3 separate regions of the Mus musculus genome follow, and regions 2 and 3 are each linked to region 1. A link is a loop called in an ENCODE intact Hi-C map of the cell type or tissue named here. Cell type or tissue: left cerebral cortex. All regions are shown on one strand.

Region 1 (8,000 bases):
GCTACCACGGAGACTTCTACACAAGGAATATCCCCATCAGTTCCTACCAATGAGTCTGTTGAGGAAAATATCACATCTAGCATCCCTGGAAGTACCAGCCACTACTTGATCTATCAGGACAGCAGTAAGACCACACCAGCCATCTCAGGTAACTAGAAGTAGTCAACTAGTACAGCCTGTTCCCCCACCACAGATGAGGTCATATAAACCAATGATTCAAGAAATGGTATTCTTTTTTTTATTATTAGATGTTTTCTTCATTTACATTTCAAATGCTATCCCCTTTCCTAGTTTCCCCTCCGAATATCCCCTATACCCTGTCCCCTCCCCCTGCTGCCCAACCCACCCACTCCTACTTCCTGGCCCTGGCATTCCCCTATACTGGGGCATAGAATCTTCACAAGACCAAGGGCCTCTCATCCCATTGATGGCCGACTAGGCCATCTTCTGCTACATATGCAGCTAGAGACACATGCTCTGGGGGTACTGGTTAGTTCATATTGTTGTTCCTCCTATAATGCTGCAGACCCCTTCAGTTCCTTGGGTACTTTCTCTAGCTCCTTCACTGGGGACCCTGTGTTCCATCCAATAGATGACTGTGAGCATCCACTTCTGTATTTGCCAGGCACTGGCATAGCCTCACAGGAGACAGCTATATCAGGGTCCTGTCAGCAAAATCTTGTTGGTATATGCAATAGTGTCTGGGTTTGGTGGTTGTTTATGGGATGGATCCCTGGGTGGAGCAGTCCCTGGATGGTCCTTTCTTCCGTCTCAGCTCCAAACTTTGCCTCTGTAACTCCTTCCATGGATATTTTGTTCCCCTATCTGAGAAGGAACGAATTATCCACACTTTGGTCTTCCTTCTTCTTGAGTAAGAAATGGTATTCTAAATAAGTTCTAAATAGCTTTCTCTGTGTTGGAAACATTTGTAGGCCATACATGACAAGTGGGTCCAGAATAGGACTGATTCTCATAGTCATGCTAAGTTCAGCTGGTATAAGTAAGGATCAGTTTGGATTCAATTGATGGATGTCTCTGTTCTCTTCTAAGTGGTGGAAGATGGGTCTGGGTTCAAACCAACTAAAAGTCTTCTGTAGGATAAAATTTTCAGTTTCATAATTAGAGTGCACCTTGGCTACATTCTAGATCTTGCATGGACAATCTGATACCTGCAGGTCTCATACATCTCAGGTTAGCTACAAATAAGGTCCAACATATTTGTAATGATAACATCATGATACAATGTTAATAAAAGGGTGGACACCCCTGCTATATATTATAGCTATGGTTCTAACAGCTGGCTTGAATTGAGTTGGGCCAGGATTAAGATATAAAGTAACTGTAACCTCACCAAATTCCTGTTTCTGTGCAGAAATCTACAAAGTGAGATTGTGTGTTTCTGAGTGCATTGTGAAGATGCATATATACTGTTTTGGTGTATTCCAGAGACTATGGTCAACTTTACAGTTACCTCTGGGATCCCTTCAGGCTCTGGAACTCCACACACTTTTTCACAACCACAGACTTCCCCAACTGGCATACTGCCTACTACTTCAGACAGTATTTCCACTTCAGAGATGACCTGGAAGTCCAGCCTGCCATCTATAAATGTTTCTGATTATTCGCCTAATAATAGCAGCTTTGAGATGACATCACCCACCGAGCCATATGCTTACACATCATCTTCTGCTCCGAGTGCCATTAAGGTGGGTGAGTTGGGCCCCAAACAGCAGATTATGCCTCACTGCTCATAAAAGCATGAGATTTAGGTATCTTGGAGTCAACATGGAATATGTATTTTATATTGCTAGAAAGGCTAGTCAGGAGGAAGATGGGGAGGAGAGGGTGAAGTCCAGTGAGAAGTCTGATCTGTGCTTTAGGTTTTGCACTTTGGGGAGATTCTTAGAGATCCTTCTAGCTCTCTAATTCTTCAGAAACACCATTTCCCTTTGGGAATATTTGTATCTGTCCCCTGTCTACTGGGGTTGCCTTTCTTAAAATATTTAGGGCAAAGTATTTCTCATATATGTAAGGGCTTAGTAGCTGTCCCAGGCCAGAATGGCAGTGAGGATGTCATCTAATGAATTCAGAACTGGACACATAAGGGTGGTGAGTTCAGTCTGACCTTCTTGGCATTTTAGCCTGTGGCAATCACCAGCTTTCAATCTGACAGACAGAAATTAGAGCATGTAGCCTACAGACAGCCATGAGGGACCTAGCTTTTGTTTTTAAAGAGATAGCAGATAAATGGAAAGACTCTTACGGGCCAAGAGAAAAACGGGTGTCAACAACAGCTGCCTGGCTACTCCGTTGTCAGTGTGTAATTGACTGAAGAGAAAAACAAAACAATTTCTTCTTTTGCCCTTTAAGCATCACTAGGGGTTCCCAAGATAAGCAAATGGCCTCTTGCTTATGGTCTAGATTTGTTAACAAAAGGCTTGATTCTCTCATAGGAGTAGTTTATAAGATGGGAACAATGTAACTACACTCCTCCTACCCTTATCTGAAAATCTTTAGTCCAGCCTTTTTATTTTGGAATACATAATTTGATTTTTGAATAAATAATGAGATATCTTGAGGATAAGACCCAAAATCAAAACTTGTCTGTGCTTCTTATATACCATAAGCACATAATTTAAGGGTCATCTTATATCATACTTTTCAATAATTTTATACATTCAAAAATCTGTAGTATATATGCCCCACTTACGTCACCACATTAGGGATCACAAAGATTTAGATTTTCAAACACTTTATATTCTGAATTTTTTGATTAAGGGTGCTCAATTTTTATTTCAAATCTCACTGGGCATGTCAACAACAACTAAAGGCAGGACAATTATGAGTTGAGGCCAGCAGGGGTTACATTGCTACATTGTGAATTCTGGTCTACCCTGATCTATAGAAAAAAAAAAAAAAAAGAAGTAACTAAATAAATCACAGAAATCTCTAGGCCTCTGACAAGCTTTAAATTTCCTTTTTCCTAATCTTTTCAAGAGAATACCATGACAGAAATGAGGTGAGGAAGAAGTGACCAGCAAGGATACTTGCATGTTAACTTTGTTTTTCTTTTACTATAGGGAGAAATCAAATGCTCTGGAATCCGAGAAGTGAGGTTGGCCCAGGGTATCTGCCTGGAACTAAGTGAAGCATCTAGTTGTGTAAGTTGGCCTTGGTCTTCCTCCCACACACCCCAACCCCTCTGAAACCCTGAAGCTACCCTGAATTGGCCTCCTCTGAAAAAGGAATCTGGGACTTAACAGAGTCAGGCTATTTCTGATATTGGGTTTCGGCAGTCAGAGGCCCCATCTAGTGAGCAAGAAGGGCAAAAACAATTTAAATTGTGTTGTTATTTGAAGTCAGATTTAACCTTGCTTTTATGTTGAGAAATTCCTTGTCATTGCCCAGATATGAACCATTCAACTAAACTGTAACTCAAAAGACTTACATGTAACTCTTTAGTGCACACTGAATTTATTTTTGTGTTTATATTAAGTTTGTATATGATCTGGTACTTCAGAGGTATTTTATTTGTCCATTTTAATCTGCTGTGTTTTCATATTACAGTGCTTTTAATATCCAACAAGCCAGATCTTTCCTAATTAGACCACAGAAGGATGATTCACAACTCTTTTTTTAAAAAAATCTTAAAAAGTCACACAAATTTGAATAAGAACTTGTCTGAAATCCTTGAGTTTTTTCTAGTCTTATTTTGTATCTTTTATCATTTTTTTAATTTAAAATGTTTCCCTATTTATTCCCACTCTTCTTCAACATATTTTTTTTCTTTTGGGTAGGAATGGAACCCAAGACCTTGTACATACTAGGCAAATGTTTTGCTGCTGAGGTATATCCCCAACATTGTTTACTATAAGTTTGATGGATTTTAAACAAGGATATCCTAACATATATTTGCTATCATGTAGATATTAGAAAATTATTGGAGTCTAATATTTATCTTTAGTTTCTGTCTTTCTTGAATCTGTTAATTCTAGGAGCTTCTTGGTTGGTTCTTTTTCATTTTTAAAGTGAACTACCAAGGTATCTACTATGATGTGTTATTTTTCTCATTTTTTTTAAAACAATAGTGATTCTTATTTTATTTCCTTGTCAGACTGCATTGGTTAGAATGTACATGGCATGGTGTGAATTTTGTGTGTTACAGTAAATCCTGTTTCCTGACAGTAACTAGGCCCTGGAGAAAGAATGGATGTGAAAGAAAAAGTGCTGTTTTCTTTTACAGTAAAATATTTTCTTACAAATTGGGAATGCAGTGAAGGGAAACTTGTAGCTAACAGCTGGCTGCATGGTTTAGACAGACTTTAGGCTGTAGGGAACATGCCTTATTTATTTTGGCTACTCAAATAACTGGTTTCTTACCTACAGCTATCAGGTGGGTACCTCTGACTTACAAATCTTTTTAAACTACATATTAAAAGGATCCTTTAACTTAAGAGCATTTAAAAGTGACAGAAATCATAGATACAAGTTTTTAGAATAACTCAGTGCAGTTTTCAAAAACATTTAGGGTAAACATAAATAGGCAAAGTACAAGCAACAGTTAATGTGTGCCTGATGCCAATTTTTAACCTTACTGATTAAAGCTAAAGACAAAATAATCCCATCAGTTTTTATTTTGCCTATCTTAATGGAGTATTCTTTCATGTGTGTGTGTGTGTGTGTGTGTGTGTGTGTGTGTGTGTGTGTATGTATGTGTGTGTGTGTTTGTGTGTGTGTGTGTGTGTGTGTGTGTTATTACATAGATCTGTGCCAGAATGCTAGTTCTTTGTGCTCAGTATTTCCTATCCTTCTGCTGTTCTCAGGATCACATATTGTCATCATCTAAGATAAGTGCTTCTCTGGAAAGAACTGTTCTTTCTACCTGTGGTCTATGCAGTCAGTCTGCTCCATTCCTGACCAGAGAAAACTCTGTGTGTTCCTTTGAGATTGGTGGAGGATCTAGGATTAGGGTCTGGATGGAGCAGCCCCATCCAACCTCCACCTGAGCCAATAACAGGACTTCCACACTTCACAAGGTCTACCACTACCGAGCACATGTGAAGCATTGTCATTCTCTGGAGTTCCCATCACTCCAGAGGGATGTTCTCATCCCATTTCTTCCCCAGAGCTCTTCATCCCAAGGCCCAAGCAGACCTCCTGGGGGAATTTTTCTCTGGATCCAGAATTTCTAGCCATGGATCCCAATGTTTCAAGATTCCCTTCTTAGTCCTGCTAGTCTAATAGTCTATTGCAAAGGGTACAGTGCCTCCTAGCTGCCATAGGTAGTGTGTCTGCTTGCTGTCAGGGGGCTTTTAAGTACTGGCTTTCCTAGTGCAGAGGTTCTCAACATGTGGGTCATGACCCCTTTGGGGGTCAAAGGATGCTTTCATGGGGGTTGCCTGAGACCATTGGAAAACACAGATATTTACATTAGGGTTCAGAACAGTAGCAAAATTACAGTTATGAAGTAGTAACAAAATAATTTTATGATTGGGGGTTACCAAAACATGAGGGACTGTGCTAAAGGACCACAGCATTGAGAAGATTAAGAACCACTATACTAGTTGGAGACTCAGGCCCTACCCACACCCCAAATTAGGAACATAAAGGATTTGGTTTTTCCCTATGAACACATCCTGCAGAACTCATTTGATACTGATACCTAACTAGTACAAGTTTCAACATAACTGTGTATGTGGTCCTCAGCCTTCCCAGCCCCCATTTTGCAAGATGCATGATGAGCAACAAGGTGCTAGCTCTCCCTGTGTAGACCATTTAGATCTTTTAGTATAAACATTCAGTTACAGTGACTCCCCACTAACTCTCCTGTTCTGCATCCTTTGCTTCTGAGCATCTTATACATGCTAAGGAATAGAATGTTTTCAAGCATGTTGCCTAATCTCAAAGTCCTTGTTAGTAGAGCATCATGTCTCCCCAGGTCTTATTTCCATTCTTTCCACTTCACTATCTGCTTAATTTAGTGTTTGTGATCAAGATTCTCAAGATCCTTTCTAAAATATAAGATTACTTTATTTTCTTATATCGTAGTCATAGGTACAGGGGAATTCACCAACATTTTTAATTGTAGTAAAATACCCACAACATGAAAAGTACTACCATTACAATTTCTCATTAAAACTGAGTAATTTGAACATCAACACTACATATACCTTGAAGCCAGTCTCTCTGGAACTCTGTGTATCTTCCTATGACATGGTTCCCTACTCCCCAGGCAACTACTGCTCTCCTGTCTATCTCCATGAACTTGGTTATTCTAGGTACTGATATGAGATCATAACACAGATTACTTCTGGATTAAGTCTGAATAATATTCAGTTATGTATGTGTACTTCATTCTGTCCATCTACTCATTCATTAGTAGACACTTGTTTTTTTCCATTTGTTGGCTATTGTGAATAAAGTGGCTATGAATACATATGGACATGTTTTATGGCACCCTAATATAAACTTTGAGGTAAATACCAAGCTGTATAATTTCTAAACGATATGGTAAATCTATTTTAGAGGAACTACTATATTTTTGGTTTTTTTTTTGAATTCTTGGAGATTGAATCCAGGTCTTTGTATATACTAAGCAAGTTCTCTGTACTGTGTACTCTAGTCCATCTTACTGTTTTTTTTAATAGTGGCTGTACTATTTGATATTTCTCCCAACCTTACAGAAGGGCTCTGACTCCTCTGGATCCTTGTTAGCACCTGCTCTCCTCTACTCTCTGTTTTAAACACACAGTCAACCTAATGGATGTGAATAGTTATCTCGTTATGGTTGAGTTTACATTTCCTGGTGCTTAGTGACATTGAAAATCTTTTCCTGTGCTCCTTGGCATTTGTATCTCTGGAGAAATATCAAATCAAGTTCTTTGTTACAAGAATAATTTTTGGAACTACTGTATCTATTTAGTGCCCTGTCTATTATATTTACTATTTGTATCCATACAACTCACAAAGATGAAACTGTTTGGGTAGTTTGATTACTTTTTCAAAGTTCATATCTAGTCAGAACACATTGGCTCACTTATACAGTATACCAACTTCCTCTGAGGTAGGCTATTTCCAACCTCTGATCACACATAGCTTCTGCTTTCCTTGCCCTCTACCAAACACTAAAGGTCAGTTTCTGTACAAAATTCATCTGTTATAGATGGAGGAAGACCATCTGTTGGAAAGAAATATTTGGAGACAATTTAATGTCTCCTGCTTAGTCATTACCCACTTGTTGTCTAACTTATAACAACAACCTCTTAATTATTTCAGTCTCCTCAATGAAGATATGGGTTTTGCCTGCGCTGCCAAATTTAATACAGCAAAATATATAAAATTACTTTGAAATAGGTGGCTGCAGGGTGTCTTAGGTAGGGTTTCTTATTGTCATGATAAACACCATGACCAAAAGCAACTTGAGGAGAAAAGGGTTGAAATTCAAGGCATATGATGCAGAATCCATGGAGGAGTGCTGCTTACTGGTTTGCTTGCTCCTGGCTTGCTTAGCCTGCTTTCTTACACAATCCAGGACCACCACATCCCCCGAAGTGGTACTATCCACAATTGGTTGGGGTATCCATATCAATCACTAGTTAAGAAAATGCACTACAAACTTGGATACAGAAAAATCCTATAGGGTCATCTTTTCAATTGAGGGTCCCTCTTTCCAAATAATTTTTAACTTGTGTCAAGTTGATAACAAACAAACCTAATCAGAACACAATAGGGGACAATTGATCCTAGAAATTTAGCATTGTTAAATATCTCAAAGATCCTTTATAAATATTTATCTCCTCCTCCTCAGTATTTGATGTGCTTCTTTACTGTGGTAAGAGACATTGCAGAATTTGAGAATGCCCCTCTAGAAAGATTAGTAATATTCTTTTTTTTTTTTTTTAGAAAGTAACATGTGTACACAGATGTAGTTAGATACTTTTAACTGTGATTCTCACAAACAAAATGGTGATTCTGTGGCTTCTTCCTGCCCACTCTCTCAT
Region 2 (8,000 bases), 110 kb before region 1:
ACATATCTCGTGTATATCTGATTCCAGAGACAAGCTTTAGACATGCACCTCCAGGTGAAACTTATGCGCTGTACTGTGGGGAGAGCACTCCCCCAGCCCCACCCCTGTCAGTTCTGTGGTTGCCACAGAGCCTCTGGACACAGCTCCAGAGCTTTCCCTTTTCTGACATCTGCCAACATGCTCCTTACCCAGAGCTCCAGCATGCATAGTGAGCCATATTTTTAATTTTTGGGTTGTTTTGGTAAATTTCAGAGCCATGAGACTACACATAGCCTCTTTTTTGCATGTGGTTGAAATGCTCTTTTTTCTTCCATGGTCCATGCTCAGTGAGTGCCACACCCCAATCCCAATCTCTCCTTCAGATGAACCCCCACACCACTCAGTGGCCACGCTATCTCTAAATACTTCTGCTGCCTTCCTAGATCTGAGGATTCCTTCCAAAATTCCCATTCTTAGGCTCAATAACAGTAGTTCCTTGGGCCACAAAGGACAAAATAGGGAATGTAGTGGGAACAGCTGGTCAAAGCTGAAGGCCTCTTTGCATCTGCTCCCACAAGCAGAGACCTAAACTGACAAAAGCCCTCATCAGAGCCAGTGGCTCTAATACTAGTCCAACCCCTTGGAGCAGTGTCAGCCATGTGATATGTTTGCCCAATTCTGCAGCTGGGCTAATTACTATGGTTCCTAAGCTTGGGGTCCACCCCCAAATGAAACAAACCAAACAAACCAAACAAAAAAACACAGGGTTGTTCATTCTGTTCATCCCAGCCAGCAATTTCTGAAGGATCCTATAATTGATAACAACATAATAAAAACTCACCACCTGTCCCTTATCCTAAGGACTTGGAAGCCTGGCCAACAATTCAACCCATCCTTCAATGATAAAATATGGAACATAGTGACTCTGCATCTCTAAAAGCCAGCACTAACCCAGAAATAACCCAGGCCTGTCACACAGTCCAGCCTGGAAGAAAGACAGTAGCTGGATGGGCAGGCTCAATGGTGAGATTTCATAAAGGCAAAAATGCCTATCAGAATGGGTCAGCCAGTGAAAGCTGGGCTGATACTGAGAACTGTCCAGCCAGCAGATGAAAGGTAGGTATGGAGAGTGGCAGAAGTTGGTGCAATAATAGGAGGGAGGTCCAAATGGACATAAATCCAAGGACTGGTCTCCTAGCTGATCATATTCAGAAACTGGGGAAGCATGACGTAGTTATTGGCAAAGCCTGACACTTGGAGGGTGCTATAGCATCCTGCCTATAGCACCTAGGTTCCATAGTAAATATTAAAATTAGAATCCAAAGTAAACTAATATGTGTGTATGAAAATATCATAAAGAAATTTATTAAATTGTATGTTTACTAAAATAAATTAATAAACTAAAACAGATGGTGTGTGTGTGTGTGTGTGTGTGTGTGTGTGTGTAAAGTCAGGTGCTGAAGAAGACTTGGCACCTAGGAGACAGAAAGTATAGTTATAACAACACATCACAACACCAAGGGAGCAGAACTAAACCCTGCCCTGGCTGAGCTCCAGCACCTGATGAGGTCAGACTTAGTGCAGAATAGAGAAAACAAACGAAACCTGGTCATGGACAAAAAGCCTGGGTGATAGGATCATGGTTCCCTAGTGAGGTTCTCTAGTGAGCCTGATTAAAGGGACAGCCAGTGATTTAGGCGGCTCTTACTACAGAGCAGCAGGACACCCTCTGCCATGGCTATTGTAGGGTGCAGAGAGATAGCCCAAGGCAATGAAGCTGAGGGTCGGGCAAGGAATAGTCAAGTCAAGTCAAGGAAAAAGTACACATCAGACAGAAGATACATAGAAAACAACTTTTCAGGAAAGAAGCAAAAGAGTCCATTTCATCAGTGCTTCCAGACCCAGCCAGAGTCTTCATCACTTAAGGGACTCACTGGAAACTTAGATTATCAGGCCGTGCTTTAGACTTCACATCAAAACCTCTGGGGGTGGCAGCATTTTTATTAGCCTTCAGGGTGATGCCAGGTGATGTCTATTGAGAAATAGACAATTCTCAAAGAGATTGCTTGCAACTCACGACATTCTCCCAGAACTCTGCTTGCATCAGAATCACGGTACAGCTTGTTCTGCCTCAGAGCAATGGGACCTAGCTCCGGCATACTGATTCAGGAGACATGAAGCAGGGCACTGTGTTTGTGACTGGTTTCTGAGTGGCACTAATGCCATTGGTCTAAGCTCTGCACCTTTAAAAAAAATGCAAGCAAGCAAACAAAAAACTGATTTCAGTAAAAAGATCTATGATCAGACTAAAAGGAAGCTATTTTCAATGAGCAGCTCTGGACCCAGGGTCATGAAGAACTAATTGTAAAAAGGAATGATTCCAATTAGGCAGATGTCTTAAGTGACTCAGATTGGTAGAATGATGCAACAGGCTGGGTGGCATCAACAACATACATTTGTTTTTCATGGTTCTGAAGACTGGAAGACTAAACTCAAGGTGTGGCAGCAGACTTAGAGTCTGTGAGGTTTAACTTCCTGTTCAACGTAATCTCACACAGACGGTGAGTGGGGGAGCTTTTTCTGTCCTTTTTTTTTTAGAACAGAAATCTCATTCATCTGGAGTCCATTATAAAGGCCTAATACCAGTGACAGATCCCCATCTCCCAATTCCACCACGTATTGGAAGTGGGGACATGTGAAGAGATAGTAAAAGCTAAATGCAGTTAGAACTACAGTGCCTTACTTACCCCAACATGGCCAATACCCTTGCAAGAAGAGAAAAAAGAAGCTGAGCCTGGTCTAAAATCCCAGCCTCTCAGAAGCCAGAGTTGGAGGATCAAAATAAAGGGAAACCTGCTTGTGTTGAAGATTGAGTTCAAGGCCAACCTTGGAAACTTAGTGAGATTCTGTCTCAAAATAAATTAAAAGAGGGCTGGAAAGGTAGCTCAGTAGTAGAGTGCTTGTGTGGCATGAGTGAGATTCTGTGTTCAGTCTCCAATATTGAAAAAAAAAACAACAAACACGTACTGACTGAGAAGTTTTATCAGGCAAGAGACAAAAGCTCACCAGGATACCAACCTTATAGTTTCAGCTTCTTAGACTGAAAGGATAAATTCCTGTTCAGCCATTCAGTATGTAGCATTTTATTGCAACAGGCCAAGACGATGAGTCAGGCAGACCAAGGTTCAGACAAACTGATTCCATAGAAGGTGATAACAGTGACAATACTATGTGTATGGGGTGGGGGGAGCATCTGCATTTTCCCAAGCTGGCAGCTCAGATGAGACTCTTCCTGCCCTCTGCTCCTCTACACCCATTATAACCTGAGATCATTCCTCGCTTTGTTACCCAGATGGCCTAATAGAAGCTGCCTTGTGAGCTCCTCTTTCCCTTCTCCACTCACTGCTGCCCAGCCACACTGCAGGCCATAAACTTATGTCAAAAATTTCAGAAGCTCTTACCTTTGACTCCTCTAACCTCTGCCATCCATACTGGTCTGGATCTATCATCCCAAGTCACAGTTGGAAGAAGGCAGAGTCATTGGGCAGATGAAGACTAGCTCAGCTGAGTCCCTATGGAATCAGCAGCCGTGGGCCACAGAGACTAGAAGACTTACTGGCCACTAAACTGTGGCACATGAGGTTCATAAGAAGGCAGAGTGTAAACAGAGGGTGTGCAGAGTAAGCTGTATGCTGCCCCAGCTGTGGAAAATAATTGTTCTGCTAGAATTCCATTACACAATAATTTTTAATGCTGGTGCCACTTGCAGTGAAATAGAAACTCACTTTATTCCTCATAATAAGTTGCAATTTCAAGGAAACAGTGCACCATGTGTGTTTGTGTGCCAGGTACCTTTTACATATCAGGTTAGTGCACTGCCAGTACCTGTGCCCTCAGTTCTTGCTTGTGCATTTAACACCAATTTGTTTAACAACTACAATGTCTGAGGCATTCTCCCACAGGATACAGACAGTGTGCAAAGCAGACAAAACTATATTGTCAGACACTTCCACTCTAGTGGAAGGAGGCAAACGATCAATAATTGAATTATACAATGTATGAAAAGGTGCTGTGCTTATAGGGAGGGGGACTGGGAATGAAAGACAAAAGCTGAAATTCATGGAAAGTAACAAAATTTGACTGTAACATCCTTTTCTGCCTCTGTCTTAAATTGAGCAATCTGTTCAGCTCGTGCCCTTTGAGGTTGTTTGTGTTTTTAATTTTTTTTTTAATATTTAAGCTTCTAGTATTGGCTTCTGTAGTGTCTAGTCTTAGTTGCCAACTTGGTTACATCTGCAATTAAGTAAAACCCCAAAATGTAGGGGCACACCTGTGAAAGACATTTATTTAATTTTAAGTGGGAAGATCTACTTCTAATCTGGACCTTTAAGGTAGGAAGACATACCTTTAATCCATACCTTTTGAGCTAAGAAAACCCACTTTGAATCTGGGCCACATCTTCTGTTGTAAGATGCCTGGGACTCATTTTCATCATTTTGCTTCTTATTAGGATTAATACATGTCACAGTCTTAAGACTTAGCACAGGGTGTAAGTACTAAACTCTGCTTTACTACTGGTATTGGATGAGTGCATCCACTGAGGACATCTCAGTGTGTGGTGTTGAAATTATAAAAGTGATCAGCAGAGGGCACCATCCAGATGACAGTGTCTGCCAACTGGCATTATACAAATAACAGACTGCAATTTCTGTATTTTCTCTCTCATTCTCTCTTTGTCAAATTTGATGTTTCCTTCTTGATTCTCTCCTTTATTTCTCTGAATCTTCTTTGTTGAGGTATCCCTTGCTCAAAGTAGTTCAAACCTTAATATTCAAGGGAAATAATGTGTCTCTTCAGCCCCTGCAGTGATGCTACACTGTGGGCATCTGGAAGTGGGGGGTGGGGGAAGCAAAGGGATGTGTGGTGTTAGCTAAGTATAGATAAGATTTCCCCAGTTTGTTCTGGTCCCAGGAATCCTTCGTCTTATCTCCTCTCCCACTGCTTCATCACATTGCCAAAATTACCTTGATAATATATCTTTTAATTTAAGAATTCATTTTCACTTCAAGAAAGAAGAATAGTGCAGCCAGATAAGAAACTCCATCTGTCTTGAAGAAAAAGGGTTGGGGATTTGGGTGCTATGAATCCTGTAACGTCTTAAATTAAGGTGCCACCTCTGAATGTTTTCTTCATATTTATGAAATGATTATTCTATAGAGGTGCATTTCATGTTGTTAAAATAATGATTGTGCGTGCTTAATACATCAGTTTAAGTTATTATCTTCCTTGCTATAAAATCCTAGATAATTTCATAAATAATTATTAGCATTTACAAATGGTGCTATAATATGAAGCATTGCCTTAATCCTTTATCTTTCACAAACACAGAAATAACAATTAAATTTATGGAATGAAATAAGGAGGTTATATTCTAGAATATGTCACCTCCTTACAGAATGCAAATAAGGATGAAAGAAATAAAAAGTGAGAAAAGGTCCTGTGTAGAAAAAATTCTCCCACCCCACCCTACTCTGTCAATGACAGTCCAGAGATACTAGACTTTAGGGTCTTTCTAAACAGAGCTGAAGGTTGAAGAAAGATTATTCTGTTCCTGATCATTTATTTTGGTAAATGGAGGCCTGAGCACATGGTCAGGGGCAGAAGCATATCTTTCTATGCATCTTTAATCCCAAGAACATGTGCTTGGAGGTGGAAAGATGGACAAGAAAACAATAGATTCCCAGAAATTAGACTCAATCCTTAATCCTTCCCATGTCATACAGAGCTACTGGGAATCATGTAACTAGACAAAAATCTCATCATATATTTCCAACCTCTATCTAGTCTTCCTATCAGTAGTACAGACCTTGGAATGAGGGCAGCTCCTCAGTGAACTTGTGATTTGGATGGGGAGACTGAATGCTCCTGTTTAAACAACTCAGTCAGTGTACAGTGCATCACAGAGCCATATGGTTTTTTTTTTTCAGCTAAATTCAAATTAGGTTGCTATAAAGTTAACTCAGGAAGGCTTTTTGTAAAAAGTAAGCTGAAGACAGGTCAGATCAATTTTATCTAATACATCAGAGTTTGAAAATACTGAAGAAGACAATAAGTATACATTCCATGGTATAGATGAGTGTACACACCCCCCCCCACACACACACACACATTTCATCTTTACTTGCCACAGTCTAGTCATGGTACCAGTTCTCTAAGAAAGGCAGTGATGGGTATGGAATCAGTAATCATGGCCAAAGCTTTTTTCTGTTTGGCAATCCTTCTATTTATTACTATTTGATATGCTAAGGCCAAAAGATGTTGGCTTTGGTAATTAATTCCTGAAGACTACAACAGGGAATTAAAAAGAAAAAAAATGCTTAATTGCTAGAGATCTTTTCTCTCTGGCTCAAGGATCTTTCACTGGCCAGGTGAGAGACTTACTTGTTAACTTTACATGAACCAGAGAGAAAAGGAAAGAAAATCATTTACACAGACAATATGCACAGACATACACATACTCATACACACACACTCCCTGATTGTGCCAGACAACCTGTCTCATCAACTCAACAAGTGTTCATGCATACTTACATACATATACCTACATATGTGTGTATATAAATAAGATAAACAAACAGACATATATATACACACACATTTGCATGGATGGGGCAGAGCACCCCAAGCTACCACTTATTTTTTCTCTCTGGCCTTTTTATATCTTCTAAGACAAAAGTTCGTTAGACAATTATCAATAGGTAAAATGTTACACAAAAGGGGAGTTACAGAAGGATGTCAGTAGTAAGTACAAAGCAGTGTTTCATTCTATAAGCTCATTTAAGTTCAAAGCAACGATTTCACATCATCTTGCTTTATCACAGTGTACACCTGTGGCTTCTTCCTTGGTCCTGACCTAGAATGAATGTTTTTCCTTGATTACAAATTTGTCCTAAGTCTAATTCTCTTTTTAGAGCAATTTATGAAAGCTCATTGTATTTCTTATTATGCAACCTTTACTTACTGTTCTATGAAAAGAATGTACATTCTATTTTGATTCTAACTTTTTTACATCTTTTTGGCAAAACAACTAAAACTATCTCCTAAAACTTACTTCCTAAAATTATTTGAATCAAATCAGGAATTCCATAAAGTCATTGATTAATCTAAACAGTATTAATTCATCAAAGTTCATCTTCACGTTGATCTGCTGGGGGATTTGCCCAATAGGGTGGGCTGATGCCCAGGAATCATTAGGCTATGTAATAGTGACAGGAAAGGAATATTACAGCAAGATGCAATGCTGGGACGAAGTCTGTAAGTATCCTGCATCCTAAGAGCTCACCCATTGCAGGCCATGCAAAATGGTGGGCCATCTCCAGGAAACTCACTTGCATGTTGTGGTGGTTTGAATATGCTTGGCACAGGGAGTAGCATTATTAGGAGGGGTGGCTTCATTGGAGTAGGATTGGAAGGAATATATCACTGTGGCAGTGGACAATGAGACCCTCCTCCTAGACATGAGGAGGGCAGTCTTCTCCTAGAAGCCTTCAGATGGATTTTAAACTCTCAGCTCTTCCTCCACTATGCCTGCCTGGGCACTGCCATACTCCTGCCTTGATAATAATGGGCTGAACCTCTGAACCTGTAAGCCAGCCCTAATTAAATGTTGTTTTTTATAAGAGTTGTCTTGGTCATAGTGTCTGTTCACAGCAGTAAAACCCTAATTAAGAAACATGCCTTTAATCTTTCCTAGATGGCTTCTGACAGTTACTAACTAGTCCAAGAAGCACCTGTGTGGTGCACATCTGCCTATCCAGATTCGGGGCACTCCTAGTTCAGATAACTGTGCTTGAAAGTTGGGCTATAAAGAGAGAGAAAGTAGGAGATGTAATCTTCAATGGTTCCAAAGCTAAGATGTTAGCTTCCTATCTCAGTCTATAGCTGCTACTGACATACACAGAACTAAAGCAAACCCAGCTGATAATGGACTCATGAATCTGGGGAGGATGTGAGAGAGGACA
Region 3 (8,000 bases), 72 kb before region 1:
GCACAAAATACTCAATATAGTTAAGATCTCCAAACTGATCTACAAGTTCAATATAAGCCTAGTTAAAACTCCAATAGACATTTTTTAGGTAATTAACAAACTTATCCTAAGGTTTGTATTGAAATGGAAGCAATGCAAAGTAACCACAATAATGAGAAAAACAAAGTTGGAGTCAGGGCTGTGATAAATTCACCTCCAGTAAATATTTTCATTCATAATTTTTAAATAAAATTGAATGTAAACAATCACAAAATAATATCAAATATTAAATAAAATTAGATCAAGGCTGCAATCATCTAAGTATAATTCTTAGCAAATAGCTACTATAATTAAGATAGTATGAAGCAAGCACAAAGTCAGATCTGTGGAACAAAGTGGTGATCAAAGGAGTCAAACTGTAGTGATATATTATTAATATTTAAATTTTTTATTTATTTTTTCAAGACAGAATCTTACTATTATGTGGCCTTGGCTGGCCTAGAACTCACTATGGAAACAAAACTGGCCTCAAATTCCCAGAGATTTGCTTGCCTCTGCTGGAATTAGAGGTGTGAACCATCAAGCCTAGCCTTCAGTTTATGTTTGATAAAGTACAAATGACTTCTTCCAGAAGATAAAAGGATGCAGTTAAATCACCTACAAAAAAAAATTATGAAGTCAACTGAGTTCTTACCTTACCCTGTACCAAAGACTGATTCAAACTGGTTCATCCATCTATATATAAAAACTAAAACTGTAAGAAAATATAGAGGAAATATTAGTGACCTCAGGATAAGATTATTTGGGGGGAGGGGGACAATTCTAAAAAAAAAACACAAGAGAAAATATCAACTAATTAGATTTCATCAAAAGCTTAAGATTTCTAGTCTTCAAAGGGCATTATATGAAAAAAGAAAATGCAGGCTGAACATGCCTTTAGCTTCAGCAGTAGAGAGGAAGAAGCAGGTTGTTCTCTGTGAGTTTGAGGCCAGCCAGGTGTTTATGATGAGTTACAGGCCAGCAAGGGCTATACCGTGAGCCATAAAATAAATAAGATCTAAATAAATGTCTAAATAAATAAATAAGATCAAAGAAAGGGCAAGCCCCAGGCCAGGAGAAAACATTTGCGATTCATATATGTGACTCCGGACTCATATCCAAAATAGAGAGAGAATACTACAGTTCACCTAAAGAACAAAAATCTCAACTGAAAAAGCAACAATACATTTAACTTATAGACATTTCTAAATCTTCTATTAAGCATTTAAAAAGATAGTCAACATGGGCTGGAGAGATTGCCCAGAAGTTAAGAGGACTAGAGTTATAGACAGCTCTAAGCTGTCTTGTAAGTGCTGGAAATTGAACCTCAGTCCTATGAAAGAACAATAAGTGCTTATAACCTCTGAGCCAACCTCCAGCCCCAGAATTTAGTATCCTAGAAACTATTTTCAGGTTTTAAATCCTAATGCTAATGAATTTGCCCTTAGAGTTATTCTGAGGCTATTGCTGCTTTGTCTACTGGCAAGTGTAATCAGGCTATAAGAGAGAATGAATAAGTCTGCCTTTGAGCCATCTCCAGATTTCCCAGGAAATGGGCATTTTCTTACTGAGACCCAGAATAGCAGTGGTCACTGCTCTACTTTTCAGTCAGTAACCAGACAAGGGCCTGATAGCAACTGATCTAGTCTTCCTTCTTTCATAGAAATGTGCTTGTTGACAGAAAAAGGGGGTTTGAGGAATATTTTTCCCCTTTCTTTACAAATGGGGAAACTAAGACCTAGAAAACTCGTGGGGTGCCTAAGCTCACAGATCTCAAGTCTCCTACCACCTAGTTCAGGATTCATCTCAGGCTTAGTGCACTCTATCTCTCCGAGCTTTGAGATAGATGACATGTGAGGAGGACAGAGGGGTCAGTCCTCCAACTCCAGAGAAATACCACAAGAAAGGACCTCTGTATAGTAGAGTATAGCGGTCCTCTCTCTAGCAAGTCTGTCTACTGTCCATGCTTCCTTCCCAGAAAGTTCCATGGCTTCACCGCTCAAGTGCCTTTTTTGGATCTATTTTTCTGAGAGACACAATGCTTGCCCATGAGCTTTGATCCTGCAGGCAGGCACTGGCAGCTTTTGTTCTATTATTCACTGGAGGGTGTACGCTGAGTTGTCTCTCCTTATTATAGGCCATGGCTCTGCTTGCCCACCACCTCCTCAAGGCCACTGGATAATGTCCATCAATATGTCAGTAGCCAAAACTGGATTTGAGATGCCTTTTGGCAAGGGATTTGTATTATTTCAGGTTATTTTCTTTGGAAGAGTGTGGGAGATGAAAAATGAACATAAAAATGGCCAGAGTGCATGTAAAGATGATAAAGGCATGTTTCCTCTGTCCAGCTGAGTGACAAGCTTTTGGATCTACATCTTCCCCATGCGCTGTCATAAACTGCTTCATGGTAGGGACATATAGAGGTACATGCATTTTGTCAGCAAGCAAATATTACAGAATGAACTCACATACACATAGATGGTGAAGCTTATCAATTAACACTGCCTTTGGTATGAGACCAGTGAACATATGGCATATGAAACTGACGCTGGTAGAACATGTGCACTTTTTAACTGTAAATTTAAAAAGGAAGAATGAACTCTAAAATAATAATTACAAATAGCATAAATCATTAAGATAGCCACTCATCATCAGGTATTATACACTGAACTTGATCATGTGCACTTTACGTTGTGTAAGGTAGTTAGAACTGTTCACTCCATCTCGACAAGTGTGAGTGATGAGCTGCATCATGACATCTAAATGGCTACAATATCCTTGAATAATATGAACATTTCAGCTCTGTCACAGTCCTCAGGACCACTGCTATCTGTGAGTTCATCAGTGGTTGAAGCTTCACTGTGGAATATGTAACTGTGCATGTGTTGCCTTAAGCCTAGTACATAGTGAGACTGCTATTAATGATCCCTAAGTAAACATATACAACAAGGAAACATCTTCCAAGTCTCAAAGTCTCCAAAACACAATAGAAGAACAAATGCAGTGGATATCAGGAAACCTGGGATCTAATTCCAACCTTATTATAAACTTGCTGAGTGATCAGTTAGTGCCTTCTATCTGGATCTCAATGTATCCCTTTGTGCAACAAGGGCACTGTGCCAACTTGCCAATGAGGTCATCTTCTTGGATATTTCCTGAAGAACACGAGACAGTGTGTCATCATAGTGAGGGCATGCCATGAGCCTTACTCACCCACAGTGCCTGTGATGCTGTTATATAGTAAAAACCCAGGCACCTGTGGTCACTGCCAGTATCGGAGAAAAGGGGGTATCTTTGAATAGAATGCATGATTTCTACAAAAGTGATAAAAACACTTTTGAAGTTGTTTTTTATTCTCCAATTTACTCAAACAGGTCCTCCTGGAGAACTGGATGATGACCATCAAAGGGATCCAGTCTGGGCTGGAGAAAGTGTGAAAAGGGGGAACGCTTTAGAGAGGCCATTTCTCAACTGAATGCACTCAAAATTTCAGATGGAAAAAAATTGGAATACTCAACATGTTCTTAAAAGGGACAGAAGGTGAGTGATAATGTTGATGACTAATTGTCAAGTCCTAGGCTGGAGGAAACACATTTCAAAGTGACTGCTCCAAACAGAATACAATGGGACTCAAGAAGATCAAGCAAGAATAACTTAGAGTCTGGAGACAGGAGCCCTCAAAAGTTAAGAAAAGTGAACATGTGTGTGTTCCTAATTAACAGGACTTGCAATTCTCATTTTGTGGGTTCACATTTCCTAACTGAGCCTTACACGTGGTTGGGGAGACCTTTCTGCTAAGCATAGGCAGGTCCTGGGTCATGCCTCAACTTCAACAAGTTTTGCAGAACTCTAGCCTCTCTGGGCAGTGTCTCTCCTCACATTATTTACGCCTTTACTGCGAGTGAGCAGAGGTAACATGTACTCTGTATACTGGCCAGGAAGAATGCGCGGGCCAGCTCTAGTCTTCATCTGGACATATTGTCTCTTGTAGCCTCCAAAATGAGCAGCTATTGGGCCCAGTGCCCTCTCAAGGCCAGAGATGGTCCAGGCCAGGAGGGGCGAGCAGCGTTTCCCGTCACTGCTCTCACCTGACTCCAAAACAATGCAGAAAAGGCGGGTTTGCGTGGCACTTCCGTCTAGTTTCCCTGCAACTCGCTCCTCCTGGCTTGCATGGACCTGGAAAATCACTGCGTTTGGCCGGGCGCCTGAAATAAATTTGTGCATTCCCAGCCACCAGCCATTGCTCCAAGCATCCACCAGAGGGTGCACGCGAGCTACAGTGCCCACCAGGCGGTCTAGGAGCTGCAATTTGCGCCTGCGCAAAAGGCCAATACAAGTCTGTGCTGCTAGCAGCTGCTCTAAATGACTCTGGGGTCCCTGGCTGGAACAGTAGGACGATTGTGGGGTTTCTAACCAAGAATCCCTTATCTTGGTTTCTTATTGAGAAACTGAGACGTGAGAATTTGAGAGTAAACCATAGAAGGGCTCTCCTAAACCAATTTGGCCCTCAAAGTTCGTTCTGGCTTTCACTTTCAGTTCCAGTCCAGGCCATCAGCAGTCTACACCTGCCCTGAACTGCCCCATCACCAGCTCTCAACAGCCATCTTGGCCCTCAGATCCCCCCTGGCCCTGGATCCCATCTCAATTCTCACCACTCCTCCCCTGAGGCCCTAAACCTCAGTCTGGAATTTCAGCTCATGGAAACCCAACCCCCATTTTTAGACCCACCTTGGTCTTCTAATCTGCATGAGCAAGTTGCCTCAGTCTTTTGCTCACAGAATCCCACCAACCTAAAGGTTGCAAATATTCCAGCTCATGATTACAGCAAAGAAATAACCTTGGTGATTCACAGTCAATCACTCAGAAGGAGGTAGAGCAAATCAAAGCCCCCTCACCCCCACTCTCACCACCCCACCCCCCACCCCAACCCCCCACCCCCTATTGAACCTTTAGGAACCTGGTTGGCTGTCTTGGCTCCTAGACAAAGTCCACAATTAAATAAGCCTCGAGGTCGGTTGCAACATCTGCCCGTATAACAGGCAATTAGAAGATGCATTTGCTAAAAGTACCTACCTCTTCAACAGGGCCCAGTAGGTGGCTGAAAGCATGATGAAAGCTCAGAATTTCTGTCTTCATTTCACTTTGTCTCCATCTCCTGCTCGATCCAGTTTAGGAGTCCATATACCTAATCTGTCTCACCCTCTTTTTAGGATAAAGATATAAAGGAACTTATTGTCCAAACTACAGTCACTTTGGATTTTTAAGATCAAATCCTTTTAGAATAGACTATTCTATCCCCACCCTAGGATGAGAATGCATCTTGGAGCAGAAATAATCATTTGCAAGACAAACATTGCTCCCCTCAAGTGATGTCAGCCCTAATAATTTCTTCACTTTTCAGAACAAGAACTAAGAAGAATTAAGTGTGGGACAAGCATATGTAATTCTAGCCCTTGGGAGGTGAGGCAGTAGACAATAATAATCAACCGGGTTACATCTTTATGACTGCTTAGTGGTATTTACTCCTGTCCTAATGTCTTCTATTTAACCCTAAAGATCCTGTCAATGTCCTGAAAATGGACTTGGGGTTCACTGGCCCCTTTATCTGTTCCTCTTCCTAATGCTTTAGATAAATCTGTCCTCCTCCTCCTCTTCCTCCTCCTCCTCCTCCTCCTCCTTCTTCTTTTCTTCCTTTTTACTAGTACTCTAATTAGTATATTAGAGTGTACCAGGCTTAACATTTTGCTACTACTGGAGCCAGGGCCTTTCCCCTAAATGCCAGTTATGCCCTGATTACTTTAAGAAAAAAACAAAACTATTTTAGCTCTTCTCCATTTCCTAGTTTTGATCATTCAACTCCAGGATCCTAGCCTACCAAATCTCCACAATGGGCTAACTCTTCTCTGTCTTTTTGATATTGGGCAAAGCACCATTTCTTCTGGGAAACTTTCTAGGTCTGTACCTCTCCTGGAAGCTCTTCCAACACTGTGTTCCAAGGACACTCAGCACTTACTTCTATTTATTTCTCTGGCCCTCTTCTTCCCCCCAAACAACTAATTTATTTGTCCTCAGAATCTAAGGAGTGCACAGCAAGAAACCCCCTCAATACATGAGTGGATGAGATTAACCTTGAGGTAGGGGTACACATTTCAGCTATAGCCTACCAGAGCCTTTTACTCTTGTAGCTAAAATAAACTGATTCATAGCACAGAAAAGCCTCTGCTTTGTGGCAGAGATGGGAAACCAAGTCTCAGAATGGAAGCCTGTTCTGTTCTAGTTCTTGGCAGAACATTATTGTTTATTGCTTTTGCAGCCTGAAGGATAATTTCCAACACATTCTTCTTATTTCTGTAGTGCAGAAAGTAATTTCTAACCTACATTATTCCCCATGTTCCACTCATGGAAGGAACACTAAAACAGACATTTCAAACCATACATAGGGTCTGACAGAGGTTGAGAGACTGCAAATGACACTTCAGCCAGAGCAGCTACATTTAAATTTTTTATCTTGGTATTACTTTTGGAAATGAAAAGAAGCCAAGGACTCTGCTTTCAAAAATGTTTTTGTGGAGGAGGGTGTGGGTGTGGGGCCTGTGTATATGGAAACTCTCTGTACTTTCAGCTCAGTTTTGTTATGAACCTGAAACTGGCCTACAAAATGCAGTTTAATGATTTTTGTAAGTGTTTTGGAGTCTATGGAACCAGAGAAGTGTAGATTAGAGTAGCTGAAGGACTGTGATCAATTGTTAACTACTGGTGTCTCAAGGCTGTAGCCAGACCTCAGTGAGACACACATAGGATTATAACTTCTCAACCTAGAAAGTTCTTTCTTCTTCTGTGGGACCTACATGTGATGTTGCCAATAGCTTCTTCCCCATAGCAGTTAAGTCTGTTTCTATTGGTTATATAAAGGCAGTGAAAATCTTTATAAAGTTACTCTGTGACTTATTTGAAGAAGGAGAGCTCACTATTGTATGTAGATGTTTTCCTTCTTGTTTTGGTTTTAGTTATTATTTGGGCAGGGTCCTCCCTCTTCCTTTTTTTGCCCAGTCTGATCTCAAACAATCTTCTGTCTCTGTGCGCCAATTGCTGGGATTATAAATCTGTGCTTCTTCGTCCAGGAATATTTATTTTTAAATATTTATCTGAAAATCTAGATTTTATTGATGTTGCAAATGTTCTGCCATCTCCATCCCCTAATCCTTTGGCTCAAAGAAGTCCTAGTCCTAGTCTCTGATGTCTGTGATTACATTGTATTATCAGGCTGAAGGACTTTTATACCTGTGATTGCAGTAAAACTCTTAAGATGCACCAAGTCCCTGCTCCTAGCTTAAAACCAACAACTGATAGTTGTTGAGGGAACCAACTGAGAGTCAGTTTTCTTCAGAGAATCAACGTCTAGTACATTGCCTGTCTTTGTGGATGGCCCCACACTCATATACTTATAGGAAGCTGTAATTGGACTCAATCGATTATCAAGAAAAAAGAAAAACTGGGGTTATTAAGTTAAGAGAGTCTGGGAGATTGGAGATGGAGAAACAGGGTGGGCATAATCAAATACATTACACATGTAAAAATCTCAAAGAATATAGAAAATGTAAAAGACTCTTGAGATGGAGGGATTACTGTATGTGGGCCTGATGTAATTAGAAGGTCCCTTAAAAGAAAGGGGTTGCAACTTTAAAGTATGGATAGGAATTTGCTGATGAAAGCAGAGTACAGTAATTCTCTGTGAACAAGACATAGATTCTCTAAAACCCAAGACAGGCCAAGAAGAATTCCCTGGAGCCTCCAGAAGAAACAGTCTTGCAAACACTTTTAGACAAGTGAAACTCATGTTGGACTGTAACACCCAGAACTGTGAAGCACTAAATGTATGCTGTTTTATAGTCCAAAGTTTGGGTATTTTTTTAATAGAAATAAGAGGGAAATGATGCATACCCATGCTTGGGTACCTTAACCCTAAACCCCTCAAAGAAAAA

Evidence for each region. Hi-C counts contacts between places; a loop is a spot of excess contacts. Peaks named below come from ENCODE experiments on the same cell type or tissue, not always from the same donor. Only the 100,000 strongest peaks of a DNase experiment are listed, where the experiment ranks them.
Region 2: a loop joins it to region 1, with 4 times the contacts of the local background. A loop is called at or near these places in 14 of 42 quality-filtered maps.
Region 3: a loop joins it to region 1, with 7 times the contacts of the local background. A loop is called at or near these places in 33 of 42 quality-filtered maps.

Annotation. Positions count from the first base shown.
Region 1 is chr1:194,947,859-194,955,858 of GRCm38, forward strand. It overlaps Cd34 (CD34 antigen), which reads left to right. Exons shown (of 8, transcript NM_133654.3): 2 at 1-148; 3 at 1,447-1,706; 4 at 3,081-3,161. It overlaps Gm16897 (predicted gene, 16897), which reads right to left. Exons shown (of 5, transcript NR_033564.1): 5 at 7,901-8,000. Among named protein-coding and RNA genes, the nearest start is that of Cd34, 13 kb to the left of the region's middle. In left cerebral cortex, CTCF peaks have their summits at 3,329 and 5,283; a DNase peak (open chromatin) is centred at 3,270; H3K27ac peaks cover 233 bases.
Region 2 is chr1:194,834,815-194,842,814 of GRCm38, forward strand. No RefSeq gene overlaps it. Among named protein-coding and RNA genes, the nearest start is that of Mir3962, 17 kb to the left of the region's middle. In left cerebral cortex, a CTCF peak has its summit at 4,619 (motif pointing right); DNase peaks (open chromatin) are centred at 4,622 and 4,891.
Region 3 is chr1:194,875,460-194,883,459 of GRCm38, forward strand. No RefSeq gene overlaps it. Among named protein-coding and RNA genes, the nearest start is that of Gm39748, 22 kb to the right of the region's middle. In left cerebral cortex, a CTCF peak has its summit at 4,266 (motif pointing right); DNase peaks (open chromatin) are centred at 3,231, 4,270, 6,316 and 6,582; H3K27ac peaks cover 4,098 bases.